2 separate regions of the Mus musculus genome follow, and region 1 is linked to region 2. The links are chromatin loops, found by intact Hi-C in ENCODE. Cell type or tissue: heart. All regions are shown on one strand. Each heading gives the region's core, and the rest is flanking DNA. Links, peaks and the distances in the headings are about the cores only.

What was found. A loop is a pair of places that touch in the nucleus more often than their neighbours do. Peaks named below come from ENCODE experiments on the same cell type or tissue, not always from the same donor. Only the 100,000 strongest peaks of a DNase experiment are listed, where the experiment ranks them.
Region 1: it touches region 2 in a loop (1.8-fold over the local background); 2 of 42 quality-filtered maps call a loop at or near these places.

Annotation. Positions count from the first base shown.
Region 1 is chr10:24,471,070-24,481,715 of GRCm38, reverse strand. The region is part of intron 3 of Gm15270 (predicted gene 15270); the gene reads left to right. Among named protein-coding and RNA genes, the nearest start is that of Gm40615, 16 kb to the right of the region's middle. In heart, for the core only: no CTCF peak of the experiment used is centred there; no DNase peak of the experiment used is centred there; H3K27ac peaks cover 1,502 bases.
Region 2 is chr10:24,404,959-24,415,604 of GRCm38, reverse strand. All of the region lies in intron 3 of Gm15270 (predicted gene 15270), which reads left to right. Among named protein-coding and RNA genes, the nearest start is that of Gm40615, 51 kb to the left of the region's middle. In heart, for the core only: a CTCF peak has its summit at 5,445 (motif pointing left); no DNase peak of the experiment used is centred there.

The DNA.
Region 1 (10,646 bases), core at 1,856-6,855, 68 kb before region 2:
TGCTAGGCAGTTAGGTTAGCACCATGGATGCCATGATATTCACATTATTATCAGAATCTGTCTATGGAAGAGGTGTAGGGCAATGGGCCAGCATTTGCCCAGTGTGTACAAGCCCCTCTGGCAGCACAAAACATATTTCTATTTTATATATGTTTTTGGTGGTAGATGATATATCCTGGATGAGTAATTGACTTACCAGGAGAAAGGTGGCCGAGGCTGGATCTATAAGCATCCGGGAAAATGCTAAGGAGTTGAAATAAATCAGCCTTGAATTCTTTGAAAAATACATTGAGATTAAAGATGCTTAGCTATATTAGCACATATTCTTACAGGAGCAAGGTCAACTAAAAAGGCATTTAACTGCTGCTTTGGACAGCTACTGAACTCTATTAGAGTTAAGCATAAGTATAGACATTCTCATAAAAAAGAAAAAGTTGCTTAGAAGATTCAGTTTACAATAAACATATTTAGACACTCTATGAGCCTTAAATAAATGTATGCAAGTAGCTTTGGTTTGATTGTCACAGTCAAGGGTTAAGCTGGTAGGAACACTTGGAATGTTTTATGATTCCATAGCTATACTCTGTTCCGATCATTTCTTATCATGAGTTTAGAAAACTCGTTGTTGTTATTACTCTATTACTCTATATAAAACTCTTATTCTAATTACAGATGTGGGCCAGACTACAAAAAATGTTCCTCACAGTATACTCCTGAAACAGACAGCACCTAGCCACATTTTTTCTATGTCTAGACATTTTTTGTAGATTGCTCTCTCTCTCTCAGTGTGTGTGTGTGTGTGTGTGTGTGTGTGTGTGTGTGTGTGTGTGTGTGTATACACTTGCCAATGCATCTGGGTATGGAAGACAGAAATCGATGGCAGATGTCTCCTGAACCAATCATTTCACTTCATCTTTTTGAGACACATGGGGCTTCATGTTTTGTCTATGCTGTCTGCCCAGGGAACCCCACATCTGCTCCTCTCACTTCAGCCCAGCAGCTGGTGCTATCACACCTGGAGTTTTAGATGGATGATGATGGGATCTGAACTCGGGTCCTCATATGTGCATCATGACACTCTCCGTGCCCGTAGATGGACGTCTCTGAACATAGTTCTTTGCCATTCAAAGGATTTAGAATAACTACATATATTAATTCAGAAATCACACAGAATCCAGCTTTCCGATTCTAGCACTAGGAATTCAGTTGAATAAACAAAGTGCAGCCACTCAGAAGTGGGAGGTCACAGTCACAAGCCACTGGATTTCAAGCTATCTCCACTTTGAAGCTGCTGGAATCCTGGAGAGCCATGTTTTGATACCACAATTAAGAAGCTTAATGTCTGACCCAGTATCTTCTGATCTAGTTACAGGAAAGATAAATATTTCTGGGTTCTGAAATCCAAATCTCAAAATCCCCTCTGTATGTACTGACATCTTATGGGAAGCTGCACATTTTCCAGCTGTGTCATCTTCATGTTTTATGTCCAAAGTTGTCTTGTTGCAACTGAAAGTAATGACTGTCTACATAGTCATGCAGACCTTTCTTCACTCCCTTGCTCCCTTGTGTGGCAGAAGAGGAACACGTTCACAAAAACCAAGAGTCTTTTGAATCTTTGGACTCAGTGCTGTGTCTCTAGCAGAATTTTGGTTTGTGCTGTTAAGGTCCTGGATATTCTTTACATGATAGATATTTATTTGAATAATAACCTTCACGTGAAAATAGAGTTTACATGAATGTTATATGGTGCTAGAGAATGTAGCAAGAAGGCAGTACCCCCAGAGCTCCCTGGGACTAAACCACCAATCAAAGAAAACACATGGTGGAACTCATGGCTCCAGCTGCATGTGTAGCAGAGACTGGCCTAGTCGGTCATCAATGGGAGAAGAGTCCCTTGGTCCTTTGAAGGCTCTATGCCCCAGTGTACGGAAATGCCAGGGCCAGGAAGTGGGAGTGGGTGGGTTGGTTAGCAGGGGGTAGAGGGGAGGGGATAGGGGATTTTTGGAGGGGAAACTAGGAAAGGGGATAACATTTGAAATGTAAATAAAGAGAATATTTAATAAAAAATTTAAAAAAATGGTGAGTATTCCTTTAAAGACCAACTGAGGAAGAAAGGCATTGTTCAGCACATTTTTTTTACTCTTCCCTTCCCGCCTACGTGCCCCCGCCCCCTCCCTCTTGCCCGCCAACCTCATGTGGAACGTCATTACTAAGGGTGAGAAACTCACAGGCTAAAAATGTAAGGTCTTCGCCGTATCTGGAAGATGATGTTGTCATGTAAAGTAAAATAGCTCTTTACCAGGCAGAGCAGCCTTCCTGAGAATTCATTCCTGGGACTGTTTGCATTCTTTCCCAGTGAACGCCAGGGCAGACATCAGACTCTATTTATAACAGCAGAGGAGATATTCAACCTTTCAGAGCGGTACTCAGAATCGAGGCTGCTCGAGAGCGAGTGGGTAGAATCTCTATGTGCCTTTTCCCAACAAGTGTGCATTCCCTTTCGGGGTAGAGGTGACCCCGTGGCAAGCCTGGGAGAACCTATCTCAGGAACAACATGTGGCCTAGAGATGGAAGGAGCGGGATGGAAACCATACATGGTGAAGTGAAAAAGATGGTCTTCCTTGCGTTGCCGCTGAACTCGGCAGGTTTACTTCAGTGCCCCAAGAGTAAACAGAGCTGGAATCACACTGTCATGCTGTGGGTTCATGGAAAAGTGCCTGAGGGGCTCTAAATGCTCTTGTGTGCTACCTCTCAGCCCTTGAGCACTCCGACTTCAGAAATCCTTACTGGGGCATAGTAGTGTCTGAGCCTTGTGTGAGTGCAGATAGACTGTTCTGCTTGTTCAAGAGGTAAGGTAGAGGAGAGTTCACACTGAACATCATGATGTTTCAGATGGCTGGGATCAGAACACAGAGGTGAGTAATTGCAGAGCTCAGAAGGCTGAAGCACTGGATCAGCTAGAGTTGGAAGCCAGCCTTGGCCTCAGAGCAACACTCAGCCTCAGCAAACAGCCATAGAGAGCAAAGTCCACAACTTAAAGTCTTCTTTAGGAGGAGAAATGAGTCAGGCACATAATCAAGTTACCTTGTCTAACATAGACAGAATGCAACTACCTTGCTTACTACCATGGACACTTATACTAGCAACACAACCGTTTCTTCTGCCTTCCTGTCTCCCGGCCCAAGGGTAACTTTCATTGAGAAATGTCAATTAAAAGCAAAGATGACAAGGGAAATGTTGGTATGGTATTGGTGCCATGGTACCAATGTCCTGGTCATTCCATCTGCTGGATCTGGGTTTCCTGCAGCAGCTAGGGAGAGCTAGGTGGTTTAGTGGCTCCTTAGTACAATAAAGAAAAGGTTCTCTCAGTTTAAAAGGATGATGGTGCTGCTGTATACAATAGGCAAACATACTGGCTTAGGCACAATGGTAGACTACAGGAATCTTTAATAGTGAAAGGTTTTCCTTGAATTTTGTAAACATTTGATACTATGAGACCTGGCCTGATTAGAGTAGCCTGTTCTTACAAATCTGGAACTTGGCTTATTATCAGAAATAGGATATATAGAATATACTTTTTTCTTTCTATAAAAGTCTTCATTCCCATTGACATGTTGAGCTCTCCTTTAGAAGAAACCATGTCCCAGCAGCTCTCTGTGTGACTACACACTGCTGTACAAGATAGTTCTCATCACTGGCTCTATCTACACCAGACACAAGAGAAAGGGACCCTTTTTTCATTTAACCCCAGGGAAGACACCAGACCGCCATTAGAAAGCAGTTAGTGCCTGGATTCATATCAGCTCGTTATAAAGTTGGGACCTCAGGTTCTTTTCTTTACTCTCATTTGTCAGGTCTTTGGCATAGCAAGAGAAGCGAAGGAAAGGGAAGGGAAAGGACGGGAAGGGGAAGGGAAAGGACGGGAAGGGGAAGGGAAATCTCCATCAAACTTGGGGTTCTTCTTTATGCTTAAATATATCAAACAAAATAATGTACATGGACGTGGTTCAATGTACTTCCAATTGTCATAGAATTAGATATTACTTTAAATACTTAAATGAGTTTCAAATGTAGACTGTGTAGTGAATGCCAAGCAGGCTGGGGCTATGTAGAAAGACCTTGTCAGAAGCAAGCAAGAAAGTTGATCACTAAGTTGAGGATGCTCACTAGGGTTAAAAGTGAGAATGCTCAGATGTCTAAGGAGGCGAATGAATTTCCCTAATGATGCTTCATGTTATGAATTGCATAATGTATTACATCAGCTGCAAACTGACTCCACAATAGGCATAGAAGCGTGAGGATCCTCTCTAACCTCTAAGAGGTGTAAATACTATTACTTCCATTTTAAAGGTGAAAAGTAAGTCTTTTAAAAGACCTATACAAATCTAAAATACATATTTTTGACCATTGGCTTCTATTACCTGAAATAACGCTGATTTCTGTCATTGCACCAACAAAACACTTTAACGCATGACTTTATAATTCTATTGGTCACATGTTAAGCTTATTAGGTCTTGTGTATCTCCCGCTCCCCCTTCCCTTTCCTCTCCCTCTTCCCCTTCTTTCCCCCTCCCCCTCCCCCCCTGTTGTATTTGCCGATGCAGCTGTGTGAATGTGCAAGGGCCAAAAAACCAATTGCACAGGCCATTCCTGGGGTTCCTTCTGCTCTTGGTTTAAAGCAGTGTTTTCCATTGTTCTGAACTTCACCAGATAGGCTAGGCTGGATGGCTAGTGAACTCCAGGACTTGCCTATATCTACCTCCGTTGTCAATGCCATGCCTGGTGTTACAGGTTCTGCACCGCTCTGGTTTTTACATAGGTCCCGAGAGTCTGAAACTCAGGGCTTCATTCCTGTGAGTCAAGTGGAACGCTGACTGAGGCACTGCTCCTGCATCTGTTTTTCATAATGAAGTTTTGGAAGACTTAAATGGATCTGTGTTCTTTATGAAGGGAGCTAGTACAAATAGGCTCTTATCGAGTTGTATGGATGACTGTTATCTTTGGTATTAGTCTCAGGGCCTAGAATTATGAGTCTGTTACACCCTGGCTGCAGGATTTATGTAAATTGTATTTCTAGACTGTATAGGTGACAGTTTGCTTCTGGCTCTGAAATTCTGTTATTTTCTTAAAGAGGGTTATTTTGAGATTTAGCATTATTTGTTTAAGAGACAAGTATAAATCAAATCACAGGAAAATTGTACTATGCTGTGGTTGGTTATGGTTGATGGTTGCACAACTCTGACAATACTAAAAGGAATTTGGTGGAATTCCTTAAAAGGGTGAGTTCTACACTGTATGAATCAAGTTAAAACTAAATTAAGCTTACATATTATTTAAAAACTCTAAAATATTGAAAGAATGGACATTAGTTCCTTTTGTGATCCTATGATTATAATGCTTACAATGTAAATGGAGACAGACAGTTTCATTCTGGACCAGGGCTGATGAGGGCTTCAGTCCATGAGGCAGGAAACACAGCAGAAGTCTGTGGAAGAGACTGTTCACAGCAGGAAGACCAGAACGCATGGAGCTACATAAGCATCGGAGTCTCCAGGCTCTGCCTTTAGTGATCTTTCTCCTCAAGGTTGCAGAGCGTGGTGGTTTGGATGAGATATTCCCTCTAGTCTCAGCATTTGGATGCTTAGCTCCTGATTGGTGGTACTATTTGGGAAGGATTGTGTAGTGTGGCTTTGTTGGAGAAACTGTGCTTCTAGAAGTGGGCTTTGAAGTTTTAAAAACCACACATCATTCCTAGTTCACTCTCTCTGCTTCCTGCTTGAGATCTGAGACATGAGCTCTTATCTTGCAGCTCTAGTCCCTATTCCTGCCTGCACTACCCTTTCCCCCTCCAGTGGTAATGCAGTCATCTCTCTAGAACCACAGCCCAAGTAAATCCATCTCCCTGTGAGTTGCCTCAGCTATGGTTTTACCACAGCATTAAAAAAAAATTGGCTAAACCCGAGACTTCTAAAATATTCCCACAGAATGGGACACAAATATTTAAAACATAAGCCTCTAGGACCATTCCAGATTCAACCCTTAACAATTCATATAAACATGGTTGTGCATATGCAATTGAAAGGTCATTTTTAAGAGAACCATATTCCACTGAAAAATTTTGCAAAGAAGCAGAAAAAGCGAATGCGGAGCAATATGACTAAAGGAACATATTAAGATACTGGTCCTACTCAACATGAGGTACTCGGATTGCTGTGAGGATGATGTACGAAGGCGTGTGTATACCAGCCAGTCAAGGTCACACACACTTGAAGTCAGAAGTCAGACACGGGGGACAAGGATGTCAAGGCCATCTTTGGTTACTTGACTAGATTACATCTCTAAACCAAACCCAGAAAACAAAACAAAAACTTCTGGATTTATCTGGATTTATCAAGCTCCTGTGGTATGGGTTTGCAGTCGAATGTCTGTCAATCTTTCTAACATGGTTGTCCCTTCAAGGCACCTGTAGCATGAGGCTGAGAGCATAGGATGTGTTCAGAGCATACATTGGGACTCATATTGAAGAAACTCTGACTGTTCTGACTCTACTTTCTTCACCTTCCCTTCTTGCTATCTTCCTCCCATTTTACTTACACAGGTACCAAGTCTACACGGATAAATCATCTCTCTCTGGCCCCTTAGACTCAGAACTGATAGTGGACTCTAGGTGCCTACACAGTCACTAAATACCACCCAAAACATATACTTTATCATCTAAAACAGTACAATAAATCTGGATAATGAAATTATTTCTTAGAGATAACCCTTTACTTTGCTAAATCTTACTTTAATATAGTAGTGACTTATATTTTTAGCCCACAGTTTGCTAGAGTAAAAGCCAAATGAGTTAAGGAAGACTAGATACTTTTGCAAAATAAATATTCATTTCCGAGGTAGGATACTGTTTGCCTAGAACTAATGCTATTTGCAATTTTGCTGTCAGGGGTTATATCGCCTTCAGAGAGGCCTTCCTATTCACCCCAAAGCAGTCCTACTTTGATGAGACAACAGCATTTGTACAAGGAAAACAGCTTAAGTTTGCAAGTCATGACAATATTAGATAAATGTCAAATGAATATCACTCACCAATTTCTATTTATTCTATAGCTTAGTGTCTAAATGTGATCCAATTTCCCATTTAGAAGCTGACAGTGCCATGTTTTTTTCCACACTGATTATTTTCTTGAGATACCTAGCCAGCCTCTGCAGGCTCCTGATGCCAGTAGATGGGCCTCATCAGAGCTCAAATGGTGCAGAGACAGAGACTCTCTAAATGCCCAGGAGCTTGGAGTAATTCCCAAACTGCAAACTATAAGGTTGTCAAAGGTTTTGCACCATCTCTTTAGACATCTTCCTGGGGTACTTTGCTCCCAAGACTTTGCTGCTTTATCTCTCAAAAGTCTTTTAAAATGCACATCTCATTTCAAATTAAAGGCTAATTTTGCCTCCTGTTAGATAGGCAAAATTAATAGGTATGACTCACAGAATTAGCAGGTGAGTGTTATCTGATGAGTTGTTCTCTTTGAGTGTGAACGGAGAACAGCTGGGGAAAGCAGGAATGAATTTTACCCTCCGGGAGAATGCCAGGTGTGCACTGTCAAACCTACCCCGTGTATCATGAAAGAAATCTTTCATGATATGCAAGCATGAAGATGTGCTGCTATGAATGGAATAGCACACTCAAAAAAACCCTATATGTTGGGAATGGATTCCTGAATGTGGTAGATTGTAGAAAACAGACTCTATGAATGGATGGATCTTGTTTGGCCTTACCTACTTAGTCTAGATCTTGAGCTACAGTCCCCAGGCCTCTACCCTCATTCTGGTGTTCCTGACTTCTTTCTATATCAGTGGGAAACTGTAACTCCAAGGCATGAACACATCCCCAGACTCCAATGAAAAGAACATTCTTTGTTTCGAGACCAGGCTCCGTTTCTGGCCTAATATTCTCAAAACCTCCATCGGTCACTTTATATCTCAACTGTTCTGCTTAAGGCAGTTGTTGTGCATAGCAACCATCATAGCAGCCCTAAAACCCAAACATGGGATAACAATGATGCCGGAGTTCTCATTTGTCCTTTCTCTGTTTAATCTTTGACGGTTTTCCCACAAAAGATAAGGAAGTTGCCTTCTTTGGTAAGGGGAGATTCTTAACAAGTATTTTGAGTCAGCTATCCACCTTTGCTGTTATACAGCCTCATCTTAGACTTGCCCCGTGTCTAGACACCCTACATCTCAAAGAGAAGGTCCAAAATCATTCTCCCAACTGACTTCGTATTAGGCTGCGATTCTTTCTGCTTCGTTTTCCTGAAATGCTTTCCTATATTTTGCAGTATGAATGCTGGTCATGTTCTAGACCCATGTAATCACCTCCCACCCCAAACCACCTTCCACAATCCACCCACAATATCAAACCTGTTTATATCTCTCACCACTGTGTATCCATTGATAATGTTGTCATGGTTTCTAAAAGCCCTGTTGCTTGAGAGAAAATGAACAACCCCAAGAGGCAGACTGAGTAGGCAAGGCAAACAGAAGCCCATGGATTCTGAACTCAGCTCCCGGGAGGCCAGTGACTCTAACACGCACCCAGGGTGCCTTTGCTCATCAGGGTAAGTATGGACCTCACGGGAAGACAACAAATTAAAACAGTGTTCTCACTCAAGCTGGGTTATAGTGGGAGCCTTGCTACTACACCTTGGAGAAAGACAACAGCCAAGAGGACTCAGGAATTCGGGGTGACTGGACTCATGTCTCTTGTGATTCTTCACTTCAGTCTTCTCCTTCCAGTGAAGCCTAAACTTCACTGTGAGATTTGTGAAGATCCCCCTATGAAGACTAAAGAAGAAAGATGCTTATGGTAGGCAGCAAGCCTCTCTCCAGGGAGAGAATTTAGTCTCTTTTAAGTTAGAATTAAAATAAAGTAAGATGCACATCATTTGAGAAGACAACGTAAGAGTCATTTTCCTACTATTAAGGATTGGATCTTTTAAAAAACCAACATAAACATCCTATGCATACATTCAATGCACCAGGGCCATTATAACACAAAACAAAAAATGTTTGGCTTGAAGCTGGAGAGGTGGCTTCAGTAAGTATGAGTTCTGGCTGCATCAACATGAACCCATTACTTCAAATCCTCAGTGCTCCTGTAATAAAAGAAGGCTGGGTGTGCTTCATGCACACATGAATCTAACCCCTGTCCTATAGTGGGTAAAAACAGAAGGATGCTGCCTCTTGCTAGCTTCAGCCTTTGCTCCATTCTTGGTGAGACCCTGTTTTAAAGCAGTAAGATGGACAGATATAGGGTAGAATATCAAATGCTCTTCTCTGGTCTCTGTGTACACACCCTCATGCACACAGTATAAGCATCACATACATCACACACACACACACACACACACACAGAGAGAGAGAGAGAGAGAGAGACATAGAGACACAGAGAGAGAACATTTAATTTTTAGTATTTTCATGGAATGTTGATAACTTACTAAATGCTGTTGAAAAGAAAGAGGTTGTTTTCCAAAATACCATGTTAGAGCTATGATAATGACCAAAATGCAAAGACAAACAACAAAAGTCAACATGCTTATTCCATTTTTCCAGAAGTGCAGAACTGACTTACGGGGTACTCTTAGTCACCCTCTCCCCTTTAAAATACCTGCCTCCAATCTAAAGTGTTTGACAGTGTAAAATGCTTGACCTAGAAAGGGATTATGAATAGAAAAATAAGATCCTGTGGAAGTCACAGGCATTTTAAAGATACGTTAGTGAGATCATTTAATGATAAAAAAGAGTAGGATGATAAGCTAAGAAAACTCAATAAAATGACTAAAAGATTTTTTTTCGTTTGTTTTATGTAAACTTCCCAATGTTTATCAAGATATTGATCAGATTTTTGTTGTGAGGTTGAAAGCTAGCTCACTAAATCATTTTTCATGGCACTGGAATTTTGCTACATCTGTTAGAACAGTAGGGCATAGGTCATCATTGGGCTTGTGAAATGCCTGGGTCTTAGCCAGGGAAATGAATAAGAGGCAGAGACAGGGAGGTGCGTCCACATGGCAGCTCCTCTCTCTTCTTGCAAATCTTCAATCTCAAAGAGTTCTTTTGAACTTTTACCATGTCATGTCTAGAACTCCTTATAATCCAAATTGCTGTATATATTTCAATGTTGTGGTGTCAACCTGGGTGCCAATATCTTTTAATGAGTATACAATCAGCACCCCTTAATTTTGGTGTCTAAGACTGTGGGATAGACTGAAGTATAAAAGAATAAAGAGAAATTTCCTCCTCAGTAGATATTCATCCTCACTAGATGTAGGTGTACAACTAGTTTTCTAGCCTGGATAGATTTGAGATGGTTTCCATTCAGAATTATGGCAAGATAAGAAGAGTAAGTAGGGCTATCTTAGCTTAGACTAAGGATACGATTTCCAAATTTAATACAGTGTAGTTCTTCAGTTTCTAAATCTGATCTGTAGCTATATATAACAAAAGTATAGACTCTTCAGAACATACATTCTCTGGCATTGTGTGCTTGTGAGAATATTGATGGTTCATAGACCTGATACCTGCCATCTTATCAGAAACAAAAATTCATGATTTCAAAGAAATGAGTGACACTATGTAACTGTGAAATAAAT
Region 2 (10,646 bases), core at 3,476-8,475:
AAATGTAAATAAATAAAATATCCAATAAAATACTTCAAAATTAAATCCTATTAAACTGGCTATTTATCCATACTGAGCCAGCCCCGCTACAGGAAGAGAAAGATAATAGAAGATTCTTCTATCTGGTTGGAAAGTGAACCACTATTTCTAAATGCTGCAGGGATGTAAGGAGACTTAAGAAAAAGAAAACATTTACTGAATGGAGTTAGATTAAAGGTATACTATAAAAAATGTGCACAACAGCTTCAAGGCAGGCAATATAATGCTAAATGCTTATACTCTGATAGCAGAAACAAGTGAAACTCAAACCTTGATATCTAGAAAAAGAAGAAAAATATAAACTCAAAGCAACTAGATTAAGCACAGAAATCAGAAAATTTAAAAGAGAAAAGAAAGAGGGCTGACTTTTGGAAGTGCTTAACTTAAGTGAATAAGTGCTTAGCTTAAGTGTTATTAAGTGAATAACAATTTGGTTGACAGATTCTTCTGGCAAGATCAAGAGACTTCAAAGATTACTGATACTTAAAATGAAAGAGACTTACACATGGTCAGAAGATTCAAAGTGGAATGTTATAGACACGGCTACACTCAACAGTGTGGTAACTTAGAAGTAATATGCTAATTTATAACACAGGTATCTATACAGGTTGGAATAGATGACTGATTCTAAAAGCAATAACAACTCAATTCATAATTTAAAAATCATTTATGCAAATATGTAATAAATTACCATCATGTATGTGAATTCTTTTCCAGTCAATTTCATGAAGCTAACACTATCCAGATACTGTGGGGGTGGGGGTGGAGGGGACAGAGTGAAAGAGAAAAAACTGCAGACAAATATCTCTCATGAATGTAGATTGAAATTTCCTTTAGAAAGTACCAACAAATAGAATTCAGCAAGATATGAAAGGAATGATGCACCATGACAGGCCAGGGTCTATTTCAGGGATACAATTCTAATTCAGTATTAGAAAATCCATGAGGACAATCTGCCATATGAACAGCCTGCAAAAGAGCAGTCACATGATATCAACTTGAAGCAGAAATGGCAAATGCCAAAAACGTAACACCCATACAAAATCAAATCTCTCTCTTAAATCTCGGACTGGAGGGGACCCTCCTCACTCTAAACAGCATCACAGCTAACATTGTGCATAATGCCAGAAGACTGAATTCTGTCCATTAACATCAGATACATGCTAGGTATGTATGCTCTCACAAGCCTTCCTCCAATAATGCTGAAAGTCCTTGTTAGTATAATATGAAGAGAAATGGAAAGAAAAGACATTTAGATCCTAAGACACAATACAACTATATTTGTACATGACAGGATTACCAATATGTAATATCACAGTGAATCTATAAAAACCTACTAGGTTAAGGCAGGTGCCATGGCACATGCTTGTAATTGTGGCATCCAAGCGTCTCAGGAAGGGAGAGTATGAGTCCCAGCCTATCCTGGACTACAGACATAAAGAGTTTAAAGCTAGTCTGGATTCTGTAATGAAACCCTTAAGAAATGTAGTACACCAAGCAGTAGTGGCGCATGCCTTTAATCCCAGCACTTGGGAGGCAGAGGCAGGCAGATTTCTGAGTTCGAGCCAGCCTGGTCTCCAGAGTGAGTTCCAGAACAGCTAGGGCTATACAAAGAAAACTTGTCTCGAAAACTAACAAACAAACAAAAAAAATTGCTGAGCTGTAGTCAAATGATACTGAATGTTCAGTTGAAAATATTTTATAAGATCTAGACATATTAAGAGATAAGTGACATTTCCTTTCAGTAGCAAAAGATGTTGTACACACAGTAAACACTAACACTAATTAGAAATGATTATTTGGAAGGAAAGTTTGACATGAAACATAAAAATATAAAAGCTCTTATCCTGGGAAGCTGACCCAGTTAATAAACAGCTAACATGCTGTCAACATGCAACTTGAGAGCAGAGCCCCAAAATTCATATAAAGAACTAGGCATGATGACATACATATACCTATAACCCAGCATTGATTGGGAATTAACAGGCATGTGAAGTCTGTGGGCTATTCAGTGTAGACAAATCCATGAGGACCAGTGAGAGACTCTGCCCCTCAAAATAAAGTCATAGAGCCAACAGTTGAGGAAGACACATGACAATCATCTGAAGCCTCCAAAACATATACACCCACATGCACATGTCTGTACTAAGAACATACACCACAGGCACATGATACAAAACACATATAACATTCATCAATATCTGTGACTTCCATATCCTTTGACACAGTTGTGCCCATTATAGTAATTGAGGCAGCAGAGATTGTGCACAAAGATAATCAAGTGTATTCATAGCATTCATAATAATGCATAATTAGAAATAATGATGGAATTCTAGTAGCCTTAAGTCACTTAAGAAATAATTCATGTTCAAATAAACAAACCTGATGGATATTCACAATCTCTCATTGAATAAGGAAAACAGTTTATAGAGTGTTACATATAGTGTTGTCTACTATGTCCCAATTTCAGCATCATATCAGGAAATACAACAGGTGCTTTAGAGACTGCGATGTAAGTTAGAAGATACAGCTCAGTGTGGATTCCTGAGTTTTGACATGAAGAGGGTTTGCCTTTCCTGCTTATTACACACACCCCTCCACTATACCACAGTGAAGTTTCAACAACCATATCCACATTTGTAATTTTCTAATAAAAGTTAAAAGGCATTGGGGTAGATAAATTGCATTTATCATAAAGAACACAGAAACGTGTTTTGTCAAAGATTGAGCTTGTTAAAATCTTTTAAAGTAATTTTCCTTTTTCTAATAACTGTTAGACCCATAGTGATGAGGACAATTGTACAGGTAAACGTAATGACTACTAGTCAAAATGTCTAATACCTCAAGTTGCTCTCATAGCATGTACAAATATACCTTGACAGAAATCTTTTCTTCCTTAGTTAATCAGATGTCAAAACCAGAAAAGTTCACTCCAGAGTCTGGCTTTAGGAAAACCCAGCCATGATTCTCCTTTCTTGTATACCTAACCATACCAGAGCACACTAGGGGTTCCAAGTGTGGTCAGTGAAAGTGGTGTGGATGTGCTTGGGTTTCTCTTTGTCAGTGTGGCCAGAGAGCTTGGGTGGTTCACTTAGAAGGACGCTCTAGTGGAAATCCTCTATCCTATAGTTTACATGTAGCAACTAGAAATTTATTAAACTTCATGAAACCAGTTGGAACAAGAAACTGAAGGCAGAATGCCTAGAACGTTGCTTTGTGACTACAGAGAGGTTGTTATGGCTTTGAAGACCCGGGTGTAATGATTTCTCAATTGTTCACTGTAGTAATAAAAGGTCTCTTGAGCTGTTCACGGATAAGACTATTGCTAAATCTCTCAATCTTAAAGCCAGGATTCAGTAGCAGTCAAATTACAAAATTAGGTTTATGTTGTGGATATCCCTGGGGCTAATTATATTTGATGTTAATTCCATTCTCCTGTGAGGGGCTGTGAACAAGGAATGAGTCAGCACTCAGGTGATTTCCTGTAAACCTGCTTCCCACCTTAGTTTATAAATAAAGGCTAGAGCTGGAGAGCTGGTGATTGGGTGGATAAAGAGGGGGAGGGAGGGAGAGAGAGAGAGAGAGAGAGAGAGAGAGAGAGAGAGAGAGAGAGAGAGAGAGAGAGAGAGAGAGAGATGATGGAGGAGGAGGAAGAAGGAAAGTGGAGCAGAAGCACCTGGCCTGGAGAAACTGCAAGTTATAAGGGGTCTCTTATATGGGGAAGATGGTAGTGTAGCAGTAGATCTGCCCAATATAGGCGCACAGCATGTATTCATATTAACTGAGTTGTGTTTTTATTGCCTGGGCTTATTTGGGTTGGAGATTTACCACAACAGGTTTACATTCAAAGGATGGCAGAAATAGAAGAGATTTGTTACATAATGAAGCTAGAGCCATGAGTCCCACTATGTGTTTTCTTTGATTGGTAGTTTAGTCCCAGGGAGCTCTGGAGGTACTGTTTAGTTCATATTGTTGTTCCTCCTATGGGGCTGCAGACCCCTTCAGCTCCTTGGGTACTTTCTCTAGCTCCTTCATTGGGGACCCCATGATCCGATGACCTAGTCGGTTATCAATGGGAGGAGAGGCCCTTGGTCCTGTGAAGGTTCTATGCCCCAGTATAGGGGAATGCCAGGGCCAGGAAGCGGGAGTGGGTAGGTTGGTGAGCAGGGGGACTGGGAGGGGATAGGGGGTTTTCAGAGGGGAAACCAGGAAAGGGGATATTATATTTGAAATATAAATAAAGAAAAGATCTAATAAAAAAATGAAAGAAAAAAGAAAAAGAAGAAGAGATTTGTTTTCCAGCTCTCATTTTAGGATGGTAAAAATAAGAATGAAAAGTTGAAAAAATATATTTGAATCCAGTAAATTAGATTCAAGCTGTATGTGATGCACAGGGCTCAGCCCAATCATTCCAGGCCTTAAGCGAGCAGCACATCCTGGTGCCCCACACTGCCATCTCAGCCATCACGACTTACTACACAGAATCTCCTCAACAACATGTGGGTAGTGCTATCTATGCTTCTGCTACATCTGCTGCATGGAGAGAGAAAAGGAGGAAGCGTGGACTGCAAGCTGTAGCTCAAGATGAAGATGGACAGAACTCACTATGAACTCTCTATGAGAGGTGGGGGGGGTCTCTCTTGTGGCAGCACAACGAATTTCTTTTTGTTTAGAAAAAAATGATCTGCGTCACAAATCCATGAAGTGACCAAGAGTTAGGCAAGAGGTAGATGGAAAGATTAAGGGCCAGAAGTTCTGAGGTCATGGAATGAGGATGGAAAAAAATGGGATGAAGATGTCTGTGTTTCATGTTAATGTCTAAGGAAGAACACCAACTCTGGGACAGTCACTAAACAAGAAGTCTTTTAGAGTAGACAAGTTGAGCAGTCAGTGTCAGCCATCCTCTGACATCAGAGACTCCAGTGTTTGAATGGGCACATGAACAGAGTAACCATGTGTGAGGATGGAGGGTTTGCAGGGGCCCAACCACACAAACTTCCATTTACTGAGGCTGGTACAATTTCTATTACTGTCACACACCCAGGATGGCAACAGAATCTGACACTGAACTCCAAATACAGCATCATTCCTTCAAGACACCAACCAGCCACCTGGTAGCAAACTGAGAGCATTGGTCTTCCTCCGTCCTGTAAGAGGCAGCGATTGACTTTTAATTAAATTTGAACCGGCAAATATCCCAGACATGGATTTACTTTTCCTGACTTAAGAGCCTCAGATTATACAATTGTCCATGGAATTAAAAATAGCCCATGCCACCAGCACAGGAGTCAAAGAATTGGATCAGAATAAGGCAAAGTGTTAGGGGGCATTCCAGAACCCTAGATACCTACCCTCCTGACATGGTCCATGTCCTTACACCATGGGAGAATGCTACTGACATCTAGTGGCTAGATGCCAGGGTTGTGAGTAAGCATCTTCCAACACTGAACCATTCCTAATAAGAATGGCCCCAAGCGTCAGTATCTCACTGTTCTAAAACTGTAAACTATAAGGAACTTCTCTGCTGTCTACAAGTTCACAGTAATTTTTACCCACACAAACAATTCCCAAGGGTTTCCTATTCTCCAAAACCTTGTCAACATTTGTCTCCCGACTTCTGGATAATGTCTGTCATAACAGGTGTCAGATAAGATGCCATTATGGTTTCAATTTGCAAATCCCCAATGATTAATGGTCATGAACAGCTTCTCATCCCTCTGTTGGCCATTTGTACATATCTCTTCAAAAAATGTTCATTTTGGTCCTTTACTTACTGAAAACATATTTGTTTTGAGTTGTTTGTATATTAGTTATAAAATTCATAAACATTTTCTTTTATGTGATAGGTTGGTTCTTCATCCAGTTGACTATATCCTCACTTTATAGGGACAGTGTCACTGGCCCGATGGCATCCTACAATAAACTCAAATAGTCACCAGCTAATGGAGGCACAGGGGGAATATAAGCTTGATAATGCTGCTGGCTGTGCTACTTTCCCTGTGGCTGTCACTAAATGCCTGACAAGAAGCAAGTTTAGGGAGGATTTATTTTGGCTCAGTTTTATGATGGGGAAGGTATGGTACCCGAGTTTCTGTCCATGGTGGGGATACATGCCAGTGGACAAAACAGTAAGAACTTAGGTTGGTTTAAAGCTACCGTTCCACGATCTTCTCATCTTCTTCATGTCTGTTAAGAGGTCTACCTTCTTTCTCATGGCTGGTAATAACTCATATGCCTCTTCTTCTTGGTTCACGTGTGTTCTCTCCAGCTTTAGTTTCCAGCAGCTTAATATAATGTGCCTGGTGTTCCCCTCTGTACTTTCTTTATATTTGGTTCTAGCCTTTTAATGGTGAGCAGACAAAGCTCTGACATGTTCAAGTTGTATTTCTTTGAGTAATTTTTTCTACTTACACCCTCTTCTTTTTCTAATACCTCTGTTGCACACAAATGCTGGCTCATTTACTATGTATTATTCAATGATTCACTGTCACAGAATTTTAATCTTCTATTTTTAGTAGTGATATCAAAGTACAAAATAGTGGATTTCCTTATGGTATTTTTATACATTTTATATGTTGTTTTTATCTGCTTTGTAAGTTTGATGACAAATTTACACACCAATGAATTAATAATAAGCAAATGCAATAATAACAAAAGTGAATTATTTTCTGGAAGAATTCATATGAAAGGCTTTCATGGAAACAGGAATATTTAAATTAGGCCTGAACTTTGGAAAGAATAATCAAAAATTCTAGGCAGGGGCTTTTGCCTAGGTACAGTGGGAGGCAGTGGTAAGCACCGTAAAATGAAAACTCGTGTATACACTGTGGATTCCCTGGAAGAGCAGAGTCATGTGGAGAAGTGTGAGGTTGGTTCTCTAGACATCACAGACTTTTGAAGAGAGAAGAAACATTGTACGGTTTTTGAAAGACAGCTCTAGTTACCATTAGGATTTGGAGAATTGTAGGTTTGGGGTGCTGCTCTTGCTGACATGATCGGAAGGTAAGAGTTTTACTGGTGAAGTGTGAATCCGTGAGCACCAGGAAGAGGGGATGAAAGTTAGCAGGTCCGAAAGCCACTGTGCTGCATTGCTTAAAATGCTTACACCAGTGCTGTGCACTAGAAACTCTAGCATCCTAGTATTTTGGATACCATATCAATGTGGTCTTTAACTAGAACACTCTACTAACTAAACACCCTAAGCATATACTATTTTATATACTATTTATATACTATTTTATATTCCTGAGCACTGGCTCAATATGAGGATGTTTGTCACCAAACCCGAAAGAGAAAAGTTGGTGGTATAAACTTCTTGGAATGGGCTTTTCTTCATTCTTCCTTTTTCTTTCTGCTGCACAATAGGCAATTGTGATTCAGGTGTACTTGTTTATTCTGGCAGAAAATTCCATAGAAACAAAAGTGCCATTATAAAGTGCTAGACAAAAAAACAACCCCACCCTGCTCTGCCACGTCTTGCACCGCTATAAGGGGTCACACACAGGGACTGCCCATCAGTCCTCCTTTGTCTCCTTTCAGAAAGGAATCTTGCAGATTGTAATACTTCTCCATGTTCTAAAACACCATTTGTCCAGGCAAGAAGTGCTGAGTTTCAGGGAAGGGGTGGTGGATCATAGGCGTCCCTCATGAGGCCACTCAGACAATCCTTTCCTGGAGCTCTCCTTAGTGTGTCTTTCCCCATTTGCTTCTGGTTTCCTTACCTGCCTCCCAGCTTTTGTTATACAACATGGTGAGAGGGTGAGTTATCTTCCTGATTCTCAAAATAACTAGGTATTTGGGCAAACTTTATAAGTTTGGATTTTACTCTTAGCCAGGAAATGCAAACAAAGCATGGAGACGGGTTGTTCCTTGACCCTAAATTCATTCCATGTTGCTATAGCATCACCACTGAGAGAATGGGCGGCCGGCTTTCCTCCCTATGGACACACTCAATGGGCTTTTGTCAGCTCTTGAATTATAGCATTAAATTTTAAACACTAGAGATTTAATGGGGGATTATTATCATACCCTAGTACATTCCTTCTGTTGCCATTAGCAACCACAGCAAGGATGAGAAACAGTTTTAAAAGGTGCTGTTTTAAAAAATATATGAAGAGATAGGAAAGAACAAAGAAAGAAAGAGAGAGTGAAAAGAAAGAAAGAAAAGAAGAAAGAAAATTAATTTAAAGAAAGGAAAGAAGACAGAAATAAGCAAATTGATAGGAAATAACACCGGGCCAGCCCCCCAATTCATTATGTAATTGAACAGTCCTACAAAAGTAAAGATTTTCATAGGACCCCAAATGATTTACTTCAATCTGCTGCTCCTGAATACATTCTTCACCATCTGGAAGATGTACAATGATAGCAGCACCGAGTTCCCATCTCAGACCCTTCAAAGTGCTATTTCAGTAAGAGTCCACCAATACCTTCAGTGAGCTCTGTCTGTCTGTTTGGTGTGGTAATGATTGAAGGCTGTGCAGGAAGGGATCTGAGAGAATCAGTTCCCGAGTCTCCATAAATGGAAGGGAGATCTTCTTGTTAGGACATTTATTGGTTATAGCATTGCATTTCAGAAGACATGAATAATAAATAATAAAAGCTAGACACTTCCTTTTTTTGTTTGTTTGATTGTATAATCTGATAATTTTGCAACTACATTTATTTTTTCAACCAGAGCTTTAATAGGTTTATCATTCTTAATCTCCATTGCTGTTCTAAAGCCAGCCCTGGTTTTGCCTGCAGGACCCCATTTTCCTGTTTATTATCAGAGGTCACTGTTGCCATAGACACGCCCACGGAACAATCTGATGGAGACAGTATCTCAGTTGAGGTTTCTTCTTCCCAGGTTTGGCAAGTTGACAAGTAGGATTATCTATCCTGCAAGCTAACAATCTAGTCTACCATTTTGTCGATGCAAAGCATGACGAGCGCCTACTAAGTGAAAGCTGAAAGACTACTGTAGCCCAATGAAGGCCACAGACACCAGCCTCCTTCTGAGACTTTTCTTTGTCCCCCAAACCTTGAGGAAATGACAAAGATGGGTCCAGATGGAGCAAGTATACAAGGTGGTTTTCCTTCTAGATCTCTATGCCTGCAAAATATAAATTTTAAATAGAAAATAACACTATCTCTTCTTTTATTCCCTTCCCCTGGAGGGAGACATTGACTTTATGTGAATAGGCAGCAAACATGGCAGACTTTTTGTTCTAGTGGGAAACACCATCTCTCACTCATTTTCTTAAAAAACAGAGATCCTCAATGAGGTGGTCCAGATAAGACAGTCAATGTTTTTTCTCCCAAGATAGGCCAAAATGTGAGTGAGCTTTGGTGAACTGTTCCTTAGCACAGACATATACTATACACAAATACACTTAAATATATTGGGCCATAATCTGTCCCTTCCTTAGAGGTGAGAGTTTTATTAAAGACCAGCGATCCTTGAATTTTTATACATTTTAAATATTAACCCTCTGTCAGATGTAGTGTTAATGAAGATCCTTTCCCAATTTTTCTGTTTGTCCTATTGACATTCTCCTTTGCCTTACAGAGTTTTTTTTTTTTTTTTTTGCTTTCATGAGGTCCCATTTATCAGTTGTTGATCTTAGAGCCTGAGCTGTGAGTGTTCTGTTCAGGAAGTTGTGTCCTGTACCAGTGAGTCCAGGGTTATTCCACGGTTTGTGTTCTATTAGATTTAGTGTGTGTGGTTTTATGTTGAGCTCTTTGATCCACTTGGACTTGAGTTTTGTGCAGAGTGGTGAATATGGGTCTACTCCCATTCTTCTACACGCAGACATCCAATTATTAGACCATCACCATTTATTGAAGCTGCTTTCTTTTTTCCACTAGATCCCTCAGAGTGGAGTAGTACACAAGGTGTGGAATCCACTTCTCTGAGGATAAGGGAGGGGGCAATGGGTGTAGGGATTTGTAAGAATGGGACTAGGAGGAAAGAAAGGAGGGGGATGTAATCCGGATGTGAATTAGTAACAAAACAAAACACAACACAGTGATTCCTGGTGCACTGATTTCTCTGTGACACTTCCTCTGGATAATTTCCTTTCTCTAGAACTAAATGTGAATTTGCTTAATTTAAGCATTTTTCCGAGTTTGTTCTAATAGTAAACATCAAAAATGAGTATACCAAACAGGTTTACCAGGACTGCCTTACCTCCTGCTGTGAAAGGACATCTATCCTGGGCCTCTCACACCTGCTTCCTTTTCCTTTTGTGCTTTCAGTTTGGTTAATTCGGTTTGAAACAGGTTTCTCCCTTTGTAGCCAGAACTACAGCAGAACTCCCTATCCAGACCAGACTGGCCTCAAACTTCAAGTCATCCTCCTGCATCTGCCTCGAAGTGCTGGGATTCCAGGATTATGCTATCACGCATCCACTACAGTGTGGATGTAACTTTCCTGGGGAAGTTACCTGAAAGAGGAGCCTACTGGACATAACAGGTGTTTAATTAGATGCCTTATGTATAATGGCACAGAGCTGAGACAGCTGTTTCCAAGCAACCGAGCTCTCCTTTGAGGTTCAGGATAGAACTAAGACTGGGACAGAGCTGTATGCTTGCTGCTTTAGAAAAAAAGAGCAAAGGGATTTTCT